Linked DNA regions of Homo sapiens: region 2 is linked to region 1. Evidence: chromatin contacts called from ENCODE Hi-C or POLR2A ChIA-PET data. All regions are on one chromosome and are shown on one strand. Each heading gives the region's core, a stretch centred on a gene start or an enhancer-like site at or near the end of the contact. The rest is flanking DNA. Distances are from core to core; before and after follow the strand shown.

Region 1 (7,455 bases), core at 3,600-6,099:
CACAATGTTAAGCACTTTACTTATATCACTTGATTTTCACAACAACAACTAGAGATGGGTGTTATTTTAAAACCAATTTTACAGATGCAAAGACTGAGGCTTAAAAAGGTAAGAAACTAACCCAAGGTCATATAATTTGTAAGTCTGTCGGCTGCATTCAAAGCCAGGCACTCTTACTCCAGAATTCACACTTAAAATCTCTACTTCCTAATGATATTTTCCTAGAAGTGAAATAACTGGGTCAATTTTGAAGGTCCTCTGCCAACGTGCTCTTTAGAAGGGTAACACCTATACATATTACTACCAAGAATGTATGAAAATATCCATTTCAGGACTATTTAAAAAAATAAGAAAAAAGTCAACAGATGAATTAAGTAAAGTAAAAGAGTAGCTAACAGACATTCTGTTTGAAAAATGAATTGTATTTCTAAGGTAATAAGGTATGGATTAGAACAATTATGCAGTGTATAAATCACTACTAAAATGGAGAAAAATCCATAAATATCATAGTTAGTAGTGTTAATAATTAATTTCTGAACTAGCTATACTTTCCCCTGAAATTTTCTTTAGATTACAAATTCCCTCTCTAATATGACAAAATAATTTAAATTGTAGCTTGTTAAAAATAAATATAACAAATAATTTATTGCTGATAATCTACATATTACTTAAATGTAATATGACCACACTTATGCAAGAATTAGTTAGCCAAATTCCCCTTATTTCATGGCTTTCAGAATCATGCTTCTAAACAACAACAAAAAAATTAATTACAGTGTACTATTAGACTAAGGGACTAAAAACAACTCAATGAGACTAGAGGTAAACTAAAATAGGATAGCTAATATTAAACAAACAAAATAAACTAGAGGATCAAAAATTGGAATGATGGAAGACATGTCCCAAGCTCATTAGAATAAATTAGTCACAATTCACACACACACACACTATATACACTCTCAAAAATCAATACAAAATACAACACTCCAGCCTCTTTTTTAAAACTATTTTTTATTTTTTTTGACACAGAGTCTTGCTCTGTTGCCCAGGCTGGAACGCAGTGGCATGATCTTGGCTCACTGCAACCTCCGCCTCCTGGGTTCAAGTGCCACCATGCCTGGCTAATTTTTGTATTTTTTTGTAGAGAGGGGGGTCTTGCCATGTTGGCCAGGCTGGGCTCAAACTCCTGGTCTCAAGCAATCTGTCTGCCTCGGCCTCCCAAAGTGCTGGGATTGCAGGTGTGAACCACTGTGCCTGGCCTCCAGCCTCTTATCGAAGAGTATAAACTCCATTAGTAATCCAGTTTATACTAGAGATACCATCTAAAACCCATGAAATTTACATAAGATGTGAAGTAAGGATGGCAAAGATGCAGAGGTAACTGTGCTACTCCTCCTTCTTGTGATCAAGTCAGAGATTGCTAGGCATTCCCTACATTTGTTTCTGCTGACCCTGGTCTCAGAATTCTTGTCAACACAGCACCATAACCTCACGCTAACCAAGGACAGGAGCTAGGTAAACCTATCTGTCATCTTTTGCCAACATTGTTGTAAATCTTTATTCCTCTAGGTGATGTTATTCTAACTTGATTACTAGGTTATATTCCTAAATTATTACACCTGTCTCCTTTGGGGGGAAAGTCATACTACATTCTTGATTTTTTTGAAGTATATTATAATAATCTGCTCTATAAAATCCATAAGAAGTAGAGAAATACGGCACTATTTTATTAGTCAGTATCCCTACATATGAAATTTCATATGAGAGATTTACTCTGAAATTCAGTACAATGCAATGCTTAGCTTTCTTTGAGAAATTGATGCCTTCCTTCCATCTGAAAAGAATTATATTATTCCTTGCTTCCCTCCATGGGTTGCCAGGAAACTCAGAATCAAATCTGTTGTTCTACTATATCAACACTTGTGGTCCTCAGAACTGGCATATTTATATTTGTACTCACCAAATTTTTATTTTCTTTGATTGCTATTTTCTAGTCTCAATTCTGTTATTTTTCTTTATAATTTAACATATCAATTTGGAAAAAAAATTCTCAAATCATTTGAAAGAACATAACAGAGCATAAACAGTTAAAATGTAGTAGTCAGTGTAATTAAGCACAAAATGCAGCTCTAAGGTGCCAGGCAAACCAAGAAAAGACTGGTCCCCAACCCTGCAACACGTCAAAATCACCTGGAGAGCTTCTTCTTTGTTGTTGATAAATTTAACGTAGGTAATTAATTTAAACAATAGAATAAGGAAGAAAACGCTAAGCAAAAACCTCCCATTTTGAAACAGTGGCATTTCCCAAAGATAAGCATGGAAACAGTTTATTTGGTATCCAAACAGTAAGATAAGTTATACATATAACATTTATTAAAGACAAAGGGAAATAGTCAAAAACTCATTATTTTCTAATTATATTTATTCCTAATTATTTTACATTTTACTATGCTCTTCAAGTTATATACTTCTATTCTATCTGTATGGTGGAAATACTAGAAATACTAAGTGTGCTGTGTGCATTTCTTTCCAGCTCCACATTCAGTGAGGTCACGCTGCGAGCTTGAACTAGGCTATTGTAGGCAGTACTTTACATCACAGAAATTAGCAAATTGTATGAATCAGTCCTCTTTCCCTCAGTTGTCAAGCATTACCGGCACACCACTGCCTACATGGGTTTTAGCCAAGGGAAACTATAGTATGTTTTTATTGGGAGGACAATGGAACACTATACATAGGGAGAATTCACAGAATTTAGTGAAATCAAAAAGGCAGCCCATTATAACAACCAAGTTTCCTGGCTTGACCCTGGGATCAAAAAACAAGCAAAGGCCGGGCGCGGTGGCTCACGCCTGTAATCCCAGCACTTTGGGAGGCCGAGGCGGGCGGATCACGAGGTCAGGAGATCGAGACCATCCCGGCTAAAACGGTGAAACCCCGTCTCTACTAAAAATACAAAAAATTAGCCGGGCGTAGTGGCGGGCGCCTGTAGTCCCAGCTACTTGGGAGGCTGAGGCAGGAGAATGGCGTGAACCCGGGAGGCGGAGCTTGCAGTGAGCCGAGATCCCGCCACTGCACTCCAGCCTGGGCGACAGAGCGAGACTCCGTCTCAAAAAAAAAAAAAAAAAAACAAAACAACAAAAAAAAAAACAAGCAAACAGAAAACAAAACAAAACAAAACAAAACAAAACAAAAACCCCACCAATTTTAAAAATGATTTCATGTAAAATTAAGAGAGAGGGCAAATTTTTCTGTCATTTATAATAGTTCACTCAAATTCTGTTTGAGTATTAGTTCTCTAATATTAATATAGACTGTAATGAATTTAAAAAATAGAATCATAGGCCAGGCATGGTGGCTCACGCCTGTAATCCCAGCACTTTGGGAGGCCAAGGTGGGCGGATCATTTGAGGTCAGGAGTTCGAGACCAGCCTGACCAACATGGTGAAACCCTGTCTCTACTAAAGATACAAAAAAAAAAATTAGTCGGGCATGGTGGCCCGCGCCTGTAATCCCAGCTACTTGGGAGGCTGAGGCAGGAGAATCGCTTAAACCTGGGAAGCGGAGGTTGCAGTGAGCTCTGTTGCAGTGGGTGACAGAGCGACTCTGTCTCAAATAAATAAATAAATAATAAAATAAAATCAGAATCTTAATCTCAATGAGGAATCCCAGAAATAGTTTATAAGAATGGTTTTCTGGTTTTTTTTCAAGGTAGCATTTTTCCCCCAGAGGAAATGTTTCTTAGGAACTTCATAAATAAAGAGATAAATGCAGTTAACAGGTTCCTAAGACAACTTATTTTCACTGATTGTAGAATCCTCTGATGAATTTTAAACCCTTGACAATTATTTGAAAAGTGCCCCTTACAAATGGTTCAGTAGCTCCCAAACCTGTCTATGTAAAATAATCAACTGGGAAGGAGGATTTTTGGCAGTAGGGCTCAAGGATCTGAATTTCTAAATTCTGCATCTTCAACAAACCAATGTGTGACAATATTATGCTTAGTTTGGTGTTGGATTAAAACTGATTATGATTAAGCAATATGTTGTCAGTACAGTACGTTGGTTAACTGGATTTTTTAAAGTAATGTGAAAGTCATTATAGGTTATCTGGACTTTTGCCACGCTCTATCCTTCACTTAGATGCAAAAATAAATGTAAGACATCATGATAAAAGAAGAGAGAGTTACAAAGAGTAGACTAAATGGTTACAAGTAGTGCAAAGTCTACTGATAACCAAGGTACCTGTGTATATTCTCCCTGTGATAAACTTCCTACATGAGTTTTTCTGCCATGGCAGCCATCAGGTAGCAAAGGTCATGCATGATCACTGCCAAAATAATATGTAATTTTTGTCTTACACAAATTTTAAGAAAAATACATTTGTTGCTAAAAATCTCTGTCAGTAGAGAATTCCCATTTAGTAAAACAATGGTTAAGTGACTAAACCTTAAAGAAAAATATGAAAATTCCATACAAGGAGAAAGAGTCAAACCCATGGGGAAAAAAACAACAACAGCCCCAAATCCTGAATTCTATAACCAAAGGTCCCCATGTTTAAAACCATGAAGGAGAGAAAAAGACAGTGGAAATTCCTTTGAAAGACTTTATGTTTTTCATAATACTCATCAAAAGCTATGAAACTTGGAATTTTCATGTTAGAGCTAAACTTAGCTAAATTGGAGCTACATTTCTAATTTTACTCCAGAGCCTATAATTTCTATTCTAAAAGGAAAGGTAAAGATGAAACTAGAGGGGAAAAAAAATCAAGCTACAGCAACTCAGACTCAAACTTCCTCATCTCCTCACTCTCTCCCCACTAGCCACGCCCCACTACAACCACAAGGGCCTACCATGTGGTAGACCCCAACAAAAAAATGTTTAGAAGAATGCTGAACTTGGAACAGAGTACACTGTAGAATCAAGGGCTACAAACCCTTGAAGCACTCCAGTAACTCAGCATCCTGTGGGTAGAGTACCACAGAATGGCTCATAGGGCTGAAAGAAGACAATGGTCCCTACAATCTACAGCACTCCACAGTTTTCCAGCTGCAATTTTTCCATCCTGATTGTCATTACACACAGAAAATTCATAGGCGAGGTAGGTGCTATTGTTCTAGTTCTACAGATGATAAAAGTAAGGCTTAGAGAGATTAATGATCTTATGAATTAAGCACATAGCAAGTGTTAAAGCCAAAACATAGAACTTCTAATTTGAAGACCTGTGCTCTTTCCTCTATACCAAAAAACTGTCCCCCAAAGAAAACCTGTATTTCATACAATGTATAGCTCATAGCAGATCCCCAATATTAACAGTTCGATGATGTCAATATTCCGAAGTTCTCTAAACAATTGTAATTCCACAGGCATACTACTGTCATATAAAAAAAATATCTGAGACCCATTTTCTGATTGTATACTAAGTCTACATAAAGGAATATGCATGTCTTTAATCAACAATCATCACACCCTTTAATTCCTATCAAATGATTACTCATGATCTGACCAATTCCTGATTCCTGAGTAACTCTTGACTCAGAGGAGTTGTTTACTTTATTTAGCCCCTTAAGCACAGGATGTGTAAAATTTGAACTTACCATTAGGCCCACTGACTTAAAGATAACGTGAAAGTTCAATTGCAATCTAAGGTTTTTTTTTTTTTTTGAGACGGAGTCTTGCTCTGTCACCCAGGCTGGAGGGCAGTGGTGCGATCTCCACTCACTGCAAGCTCTGCCTCCCGGGTTCACGCCATTCTCCTGCCTCAGCCTCCTGAGTAGCTGGGACTACAGGCGCCTGCCACCACGCCCAGCTAATTTTTTGTATTTTTAGTAGAGACGTGGTTTTACCGTGTTAGCCAGGATGGTCTCGATCTCCTGACCTTGTGATCCAACCGCCTCGGCCTCCCAAAGTGCTGGGATTACAAATAGGCGTGAGCCACCGCCCCCGGCCAATCTAAGTTTTAAAAAGCTTCTGGTGAAGAAAAAACATGTACAAACAATTGTGAAAACATTGCAAAAAATTTCCTCTCCTGAAATACATCCGTCTCTACAAATTAAAGGAGGATGAGTAAGGAAAGCCATAAACACAAATTCTACCCTATTCTGTGCAATTCATTCAGTATCACATGACCACAAAGTGAACTTCTCTAAACTGAACTCAGATATAAAATTCTGGCCAAGCCCTCCCATAGAACATTCATACCTAATGTACAGTCTAAGCTACAGTCACCTACAGGCACTTCACCAATGAGCATGAAAACGCTTCACCAGGTTAATTTAATATTTTGCTTTCAAACAATCTTTTAAGTCTCCATTAAACAATAACAGGTATCACTGACGGCATACTACATGTCAAGGCACTGTGTTTTTCTATCACTAGGGATACATCAGTGAACTTGCTATCGCTTTTTAATGAAAATTAAATTTGTGATGATTTGGAAACCAAAACATTCTATTTTCATATTTCTTAAACCACTTCCTTCATTCCATTTATTCAAATCACTCTAATACCTCCAGCATCTCCAACACAGTAATTTTTTCCCATGCCACTCCCTGTAGCTAGAACAATCTCGCTCTTCATGTTGTGAGCTCTCCCTCCTCTCAGAGCCACACTGCCTGTTTACTGTCTTTCATTAACGGGGCTTTAAAAAAAGGTTTGGTCTTCTTATTTTGTAAAGTAAGTGAACAATAACAGAAGTTACATTACAGAAGTAACAACCAGAACATAAAAATTAAGTCATTGTAAAAGCATTTGTGAGTATTCTCCATGTTCTCTTGAGATGGTCAACTGACAAAGACAATGTCTAAGTACTTTCTTACTACAAGAAAATCAGAGAGGTGGGAACTTTATTTCTATCTGGGACAACCTGACAGAAAAAGAAACAAACATGTGCCACAAGAACTACACTACCACCTAATTTAATTCTGACATCAGTAATTACAGCACAAAACCAGCAGACTGGCTGCTTGGCACTAGCAAGCCCCCTGTGTCTAATGAAACGTCACTCAAAGGCAGTCTGGGATGATCCTACTTGAGAAATGGTATAATCTCCACCAATCCTAACTTTACTACTTTTTTCCTCCCTAAAGAAACATATACAAGTGATTAAATGAAGGGCAGTCCATCTATCAACTGAAAAGAAGGGGTGTTAAAATTCCTCATCATGAGGGCACTGTTCTGCTAGGGAGAAAAAAGAGAAATGACAATAAGATGCAATGCTATTTGATTGGATTCTGTATTAAAAACAATAACCAGGTAGCTACATAAGGCACTACTTGGGCAACTTGGGTATTTTGGATATGAACTACTTTAGGTATTAATAGTTCATCAATGTTATATTTCTTTCTTTTTTTTTTGAGACGGAGTCTTGCTCTGTGGTCCAGGCTGGAGTGCAGGGGCAAAATCTCGGCTCACTGCAGGCTCCGCCTCCTGAATTCATGCCATTCTCCTGCTTCAG
Region 2 (7,455 bases), core at 1,711-4,210, 34 kb before region 1:
ACTTTTAGTTAAATACCCAACAGCAAACTATCTAATCAATAGGGTATTTCTAGGCATTTTCCTGGTGAATTGACTACAGTTCTACATATGCAAACCCCATGGCTTTAATTTGTCTTTAATTAATAAATTCTTTGACAATTTGGTCTCTTGAACCTATGATTTTTTTTGTTCTCATCAGAAATATGAACCTTAAATATAGTTGAATACAGGCAAAAATTAAATAAATTCAATGACCATGTATTATTCATGGAAGCAACCATAAAGAAAGTTAACCTTGAAAATATATTGCTTTCTTTTTTTCCATTAATGTATTTGGTTGGGAGTTTATACCAAATGATTACTCAGTGATGCTTTTATTAAAACTACACCTCAAGGCCATTCAGCCTGCTGTTTAAGGTTTTGCTCAAAAGAAATAGCAGAAAGAAGTCAAGGTCAAAAAAAAAAAAAACAAAAACAAAAACACAAAACCTAAATGTATGTGAAGATAAAGGAAATATTCTTTAGATCAACAAAAAACATTGATAACAGAATGTAGTATTAATACCAAAAAATTGAAAGGAAACCAATACACTATCTTATAAACATATGTAACCAAATATAATATAAAGAATTGCTGTTAAAATATGTAAATAGAAGTCAGTAATTTATCAAGTGACTTTAATAAATCACAAATCACCTTTTAAGCTACTGGGAAAAAAGGTTACTAACTTTATTGATAGAAATATATTATCGGGGAAGTGAGAACAAATCGTATTTCTTTCCAGTTCGGAAACAATTGGTAAAATCAACAAACTGTTGTTTAGATATCTTCACAAGAACAATGAATAATGAGAAAGCTATACCCAATATTTCCTTAAAAGTCCCTTTGGCCCTTGTCAATCTACAAGTCCCCCATTCCCAGTGGTGCACAATTTCAACCCAGATGACAGTTCATTTTCAGAAAGGGGGCTTGTATTATAGGAGGCTCACATAACATAGGAATTGCCTGAATATTCTGCACCTCCCTTCTATGTAGCCTAGTCGATAACTATACACAAGTCAAGGAAAAAAAAAAAATTTCCTTGATCCCAGAGAACTTAATTATCCAACAAGGTGAAGTTTACACCTATAAGCACTAAGATGGGGACACATGCACATATACCCTCCTTTTCATTAATCTTTCATGTAAAACATAATTTAGTCAATTCTTGAGGACTCAGGTGGCAACATTAAAAATAACACTCACTGATTCAACTGTAAGCAAATCCTACCTGCCTCATGGCATGGGAATAGAAACATAAACATGATAGTTCCATTCTCAAGGATTCAACATTTCACTGGGCAGAAAAACAAGTAAATAACCATGATTTTTAAAATGCGTGAGTGCACCTGTAGTTCAAGCTACATGGGAAGCTGAGGTGGAGAACTGCTTTGGCCCAGGAATTCGAGGCCAGCCTGGGCAATATAATGAGATCCCGTCCCTAATTTAAAAAGATGTTCTGGGCCAGGTGCGGTGGCTCACGCCTGTAATCTTGGCACTTTGGGAGGCTGAGGTGGGCGGATCACTTGAGGTCAGGAGTTCCAGACCAGCCTGGCCAACATGGTGAAACCCCCTCTCTACTAAAAATACAAAAATTAGCCGGGCATGGTAGTGCGTGTCTGTAATCCCAGCTACTTGGGAGGCTGAGGCAGGAGAATCGCTTGAACCCAGGAGGTGGAAGCTGCAGTGAGGTGAGATCATGACACTATACTCCAACATGGGCAACAGAGCAAGACTCCGTTTCCAAAAAAAAAAAAAAAAAAAAAAAAAAGATGTTCTGCTGTTCTTAGTACATTAGACGTCCTAGCTCCCAGTATGGGTCAAAATCCCAATATTTGGAGGAAAGCTTACTAAAGGGATTATTTATAAATCTGTGTGCAAGGTTCAAGAACACCAATAAAGTATAGTGGCGTGCCCCTGAGCAAGCCACTGCAGGAACTGGTATTATATCTAGGTGAGAAGGAGGTAGGGGAGGAAAAGGCTTCCTGGAACCCAAAGATGGTAAGCAGGTGAGAGCCACGGTCACAGCTAACTGGTGGTGGCAGTGAGGGGGCTAGGAGAACAAATATTGTGACCTCATGCTTTTCCTGTCTTCTGATCTTGTGCAGGGGCCTCTCATGGGCCAAACCCAAAGGAGGCCAGAGATGATCCAGCCTGTATAGACCAGTCTCCTGGGCCATAAGCAGCCGGGCAGAGAAGTATGGAGAGTGGAGGAAAAGCTCCACTGGAGGGGAAAATAGAAGGTTCCAGCACTACTAAACCTGTTAGCCCTTTGAAACACCCAGAATAGAAATCATTTTTCATTACCTCGTCAGCTCAAATGACCATCACCTCCTGTCTGGATTATTTCAGTGGCATCCTAACTGGTCACTCCATTTTTTTGACTCTATTCTGCATACAACAGTCAGGGTGCCTACTTAAAACAGAAGCCAAATCATGCCATTCCTCTGCTCAAACCCCTCCCATGGTTCCCAATCATTGCTTACTATAGCCTGGAAAGCCCTGTGTATCTACGTGGCTCCAGCAATCTCTCTGCCCTCACCTGCTACTGCACCTCCTGTTCTGTTCTGCTTCAGCCACACCTGCTCTTTTACTGGCCCTGGTATGTGCTGATATGCTCCTGCCTCGAGGCCTTTTGCATGCTGTTTCCTTGTCTAAAATGCATTTCCCCCAGTTATCCATGTGAAGAGCTTGCTCACTTGCTTCAGGTCTGTGTTCGAATATCTCCTATCAGAGAGGCGTTTCCTGACTACCCTCTTTAAAATATCAAAATCCTAACTTCCTTATTCTGCTTTATTTTTCTCTTTAGCATGTATCACATATCATAAGCACATCTAACAAATATTTGCTTTCCCCTCTTCCTCTGCTTTTTCCCTAGTAGAATGTAAACCCCATGATGACAAAGACTTTTATTTTGATCACTGATGAATCATCTGTGCCTGGCATAAAAGGTGTAAATAAATGTATGTTGATGGATTGGTGAATGAATGTGGGAATGCACATAGCTTAATGTGTTCCTTTTGGTAAGAACTGCAAAAGGCTAGAAAGTAGATAGGAGGTAAAAACATGATGAGTACATATAAATTAATCTTTTAAGATATCTTTTTTTTTTAAGGAGAAGGAATAAAAAATAGCATGAAGCAACACGAAAGCATGTTTATGTTCTCAAGGATTTAACGTTATACTGGAGAGATAATGAGATTCAAATTATGAGAAAGCAGGAATATTTAATGGAACAAGATCCTGGATGAGATAGACAAGAATAAGATTAGGAACACAGAGGGAAAAGAGTGGGCTCAAGAAAGAAGCAGGGATACCTCTTCCTCTGGGACAGATAGAAAGGAAGAAAAGAGTGGCTGTGTCCAGAAGAGAGTTGAAGGGTTCATGGGTTAGGCCCTCTACCTTTACTCTGCAGTAGGCGGCATATTAGCTGTTAAGGCTGGACATGAGTGGGAAGGTGAGTGGATTTCACAACAGCAGTAAATGTTTAGAAAAGATGTTTTTAAGGATGGGAAAGGGAGCTGTCTAGGGAAGACCTGGAACAGACTATGACCAATGGTGCCTTCACCAGTTCTGGGTGCTGGTGCAAGGGCTATAATGAAAGGTCTAGGACAATGAAACAAGTATGAAAAGTCTAGGACAATGAAACAAGAGAAGTATGGATATGATGTACTGCTGTCCATAAAAGGTAGAATGACAGAGTGTGGCTAGAAAATGGCTGAGCCAGGGCCTGGGTTCCTCAGCCCCTCTTTGCAGGTAGATGAGGAATCTGTTGAGTTCTCACCAAAAGAATATGAGGTGAGGCTTTTGAGAAGTGGGGGTGTCTCTTCCACTTGCTCTTCCTTCCTACTGGCTGGGATGGCAGGGAGCAGAGCACCCTTGGAAGCTATGTGTTGAAGATGGGTAGAATCTGAGTTTTCAAATATTAATAGTTGTGTGGGGAGAACTTCTTGATGAAATGAGCACCTAACCAGGACTTTTATGTGAAAAAGAAATAGATTTCTATAGTTCTTCAGTCATTGCATTATTGTTACATACTATGATCATAGCGGCTTAGCCTACCGCAGTATAAGAGGTTACACTAATCTCTGTAATAATGAGAGAGCAAGGCCACAGCAGCAGTGGTTCCAGAATTAGTTAGGCACTGGTCATAGTACTATTAGCTGCCATCTGTGGCAGGGCTAATGCCCGGACTGGTCGTGACAGTGCTACAATGATTGAGAAATGGAGAAGGGGACCACATTTTAAGCAACTGTGGTTGAGATATCCTCAGGGAAGTATTTTGGAAAGAAATGAAGGGTAGGAAGGATTGATGTTCTCATGCAGCAGACAGAGGCAGAGCTAGAGGAATACCATTTTAAATTATTATTGTGATCCCTTGGCAAGTGTGAAGTCTGTGTGAATTTGTTAGCTATCATCTGCATTCAGTCTACATGGTTTCAGCAGCAATCCTCTTCTACTTTCAATAGGCCAAGAAATCAGATAAATGAACTTGTTAGAAATAGGCACAATATTTCAAGTAAATATATTCTGAGTGGGAGGCCAGTGAATAAAATGCAAAAAAAAAAAAAACATGCATAAACGTCAGTAGGAAAACTCTATAAACAAAGATGTTTGATGTTTTATTTTGCTTACTTTGTTTTCTTTGCCAAGAGTGTATCTAATGCCTTGTACAGTACCTGGCACAAAACAGAAGCTCAAAAATACTTATTAAAAGAATTAATAAGCCGGGTGTCGTGGCTCATGCTTTTAATCCCAGCACTTTGGGAGGTTTAGGTGGGAGGATTGCTTGAGCACAGGAGTTCCAGACCAGCCTGGGCAACACAGCAAGACCCCATCTCTACCCCTACCATAAAAAATTAATTTTTTAAAAAAAGAACGAATGAACTGGGTTAACTTAACAAGTGAGATTATAATTTCCATTTTTTTTCTAATTATTTGGTAATAAACTTCTCTTGAAAGTGGTCACAATGAAATGGCAATCATTTTCACTACTGGAGCACTTTACCTACTATATTTTTTGTGACTAAAGAAATGTGATGAATATTTTCATTTAAAATAAAAATATATAAGTAAAATAATCCTCAAATGGAATCTTAAAGTCATTTAAAAATCAAAAGAAATTGATTTTCCAAGGAAATATGCTCTTATAATTAGGCAAGTTCTTTTGAAGAATATGGAGTCATCTGCGATATAAAGTCATAGTATTTAAAATTACATTCTGATTTATATAGTGCATGGATCAGATTAGCCTACTTAACAAGCCAGCACTTGCTTTATTATTACTCAAATCCATAAGGCTTTTATAAAGACTTAGCATTTCAGAAATCCAGACGGTCATGTGATAGAGTTCTTAGCTTCACTCTCTCAAAGGAATTAGAGGATATTTAAAGCTGGAGTGAATACTGTAAAATGAACATACTCCTAGGCTAAATTTACTATCAAGAAAACCATGCTTCATTTAATAGGTATGCATTTACCTACCCTAATGCCAAATGAAGAGTTAGCTTCATTTCATGATCTCTTAACATTTTCAATAAAACAAGATTCTATGATTTACATTCTTAGAGAAAACTTTTATGAAATTGATTTAGATCCCAGGATAAACAAATAAAGCAAACAAAAAGTAAGCTGCAATTGTAAAATGATCCTCAGGATTTCCATCACAGAAATTGAGAACAATACCCAGGCCCCAAGTATACAAGGAAATATGGTATGGTTGGAGGTACACTGCTGTAGATTTATAAGAGCCATAGATAATAGCAGTAATGGCATATTAACTTCAAAGTATTTTTCTTAAATGATACCTTTATATAACTTGTTATGCTATGACCAGTGAGACATTATGATAGCAATGATAAAGTTAAATGTTATAATTGTAATAATTTACACTTGTATAATAAAAAGAAAAAATGTGATATATTAATTTGATAAACATTACTTAGGGCCTACTACAAACAAAACCTTTGACATGAGATAGTCATAAACCTTGATGTCAAGGTTTTCCTACACCCACAAAGCTTTCATGGGGGGATTAGTATAACATAGAAGGATAAGAATAGGTGATTACCAGCACAATGTCTGATTTAATATATAACTACTAGTATTTTATTACATTACATATTATTCACTGCCTTGTATAAATAAAATTTCTTTACTTCCAAAAGAAAGCCTTTCCTAATTACCCTGACTCCTTCCAGAGATCATATATAATCTCTGTGTACCGTACTTTTCCTTTGTAACATATCCATATGGTTGGTTTATGTAACAACCACCCCTGCCATTTGACTGTAACAACAAATAGGGATCAAAAGTGCCTTGTTCATCTTCATATTCTCAGTACCTAGCACCCTGTGCCTGGAAAGCAAGCACAGAGGATGGCTTCCACTCTTACATTTTAAGGTCTGAATTGATACACAATCCCAACAAGTAACTCTGAACTGCAAGCAGCAGTTTATCACATATAAAATAGCCTATTTTTTCAAAGTTAACAGAGTTTAAACAACTCTTCAAACTCTCTTAATTACAGACTCTTTGAATTATGAAGCTATTAATGCTGGTCTTTAAGAAAAAATGAAAAATCACACATGCCTAATGATTCACTTAAAACCATACTAAGTAAATCCAGAGCATAACATGTTAAAATATGCTTCACTGGAAAAAAAAAATCTCTGCTGAGTCTAAAAAGAAATAAACACTGCTGAATTTCAGACCACCCAATGAGAACTTTATTTTCTGACCATTACTTGTTACCCACTCAAGTCAATTCACCCAAAACATTCATTCTACACCACATTTCAGAGACAACAGAGAGATCCTCTGATACAGATTTTTTTAGAGACAGTATAGAGTTGAAAAGATCTATTCCCGATTCACTAACTTATCCAATAATTTGGTTACTTCATAATGATTCCCCCCCCACTCCATCATTAAAAACAAAGAGGAACAAAATGTGAGAAATCAAATAGAAAAGCTCCCTGTTTTATCCAACCCAGATGGCTTGGTTACGGGATTTTTTCTCAGAGCTGTGCCAAGTTAGAGGCATGGTTGAAAAAAAGCTATTTGAAGTTAAATCCAAAGTGACTAGAGACTGTGGCTGAAAATAGTTTTTTTTTTTTTTTTTTTTAAAAAGATGGGGCATGTGTTGGGGGTGAATATGTTAGCTTAGGATTGATGTGAGCTCCCTCAACTTTGGGGTACTTCTCCCCCCATGCCCATCTAAGCAGGTTTTAACTGTCAGCACCTCCCCAGTACACCAATGACTTGGGAGTTCTACTTTCAGATGCGGAACTGGCAGCAACATTGTTTACCTGCAGTTTCTAATTATCACTGCCAAATACCTCACAGAATATCCTGTTGCTCTGAAGGAGAAAGCCTCACATTATATAAATGTATCTGGTGTTACAGTGAGTTAAAATGGGGCCGACTGTATATAG

What was found. Hi-C counts contacts between places; a loop is a spot of excess contacts on that map. ChIA-PET counts read pairs that join two places held with the same protein, here RNA polymerase II (POLR2A). Pooled maps may share reads with other maps.
Region 2: a loop to region 1 is called in a map of PC-3, with 4 times the contacts of the local background. The contact joins two enhancer-like sites. A Hi-C loop is called at or near these places in 1 of 168 maps with a recorded cell type or tissue (PC-3) and 2 of 50 pooled maps. POLR2A ChIA-PET finds 5 or more read pairs at or near these places in 8 of 52 experiments (AG04449, BJ, CD4-positive, alpha-beta T cell and 5 more).

The regions. Positions count from the first base shown.
Region 1 is chr10:63,552,310-63,559,764 of GRCh38, reverse strand. The region is part of intron 1 of REEP3 (receptor accessory protein 3); the gene reads right to left. Among named protein-coding and RNA genes, the nearest start is that of REEP3, 35 kb to the right of the region's middle. Within about 2 kb of position 4,849, at least 12 of the 41 ENCODE cell types and tissues checked have a DNase peak (open chromatin) inside an H3K27ac peak, as active enhancers do; they include PC-3, where a contact is called at or near this core.
Region 2 is chr10:63,584,121-63,591,575 of GRCh38, reverse strand. All of the region lies in intron 2 of REEP3 (receptor accessory protein 3), which reads right to left. Among named protein-coding and RNA genes, the nearest start is that of REEP3, 66 kb to the right of the region's middle. RefSeq lists a silencer at 2,473-2,767. Within about 2 kb of position 2,960, at least 3 of the 41 ENCODE cell types and tissues checked have a DNase peak (open chromatin) inside an H3K27ac peak, as active enhancers do; they include PC-3, where a contact is called at or near this core.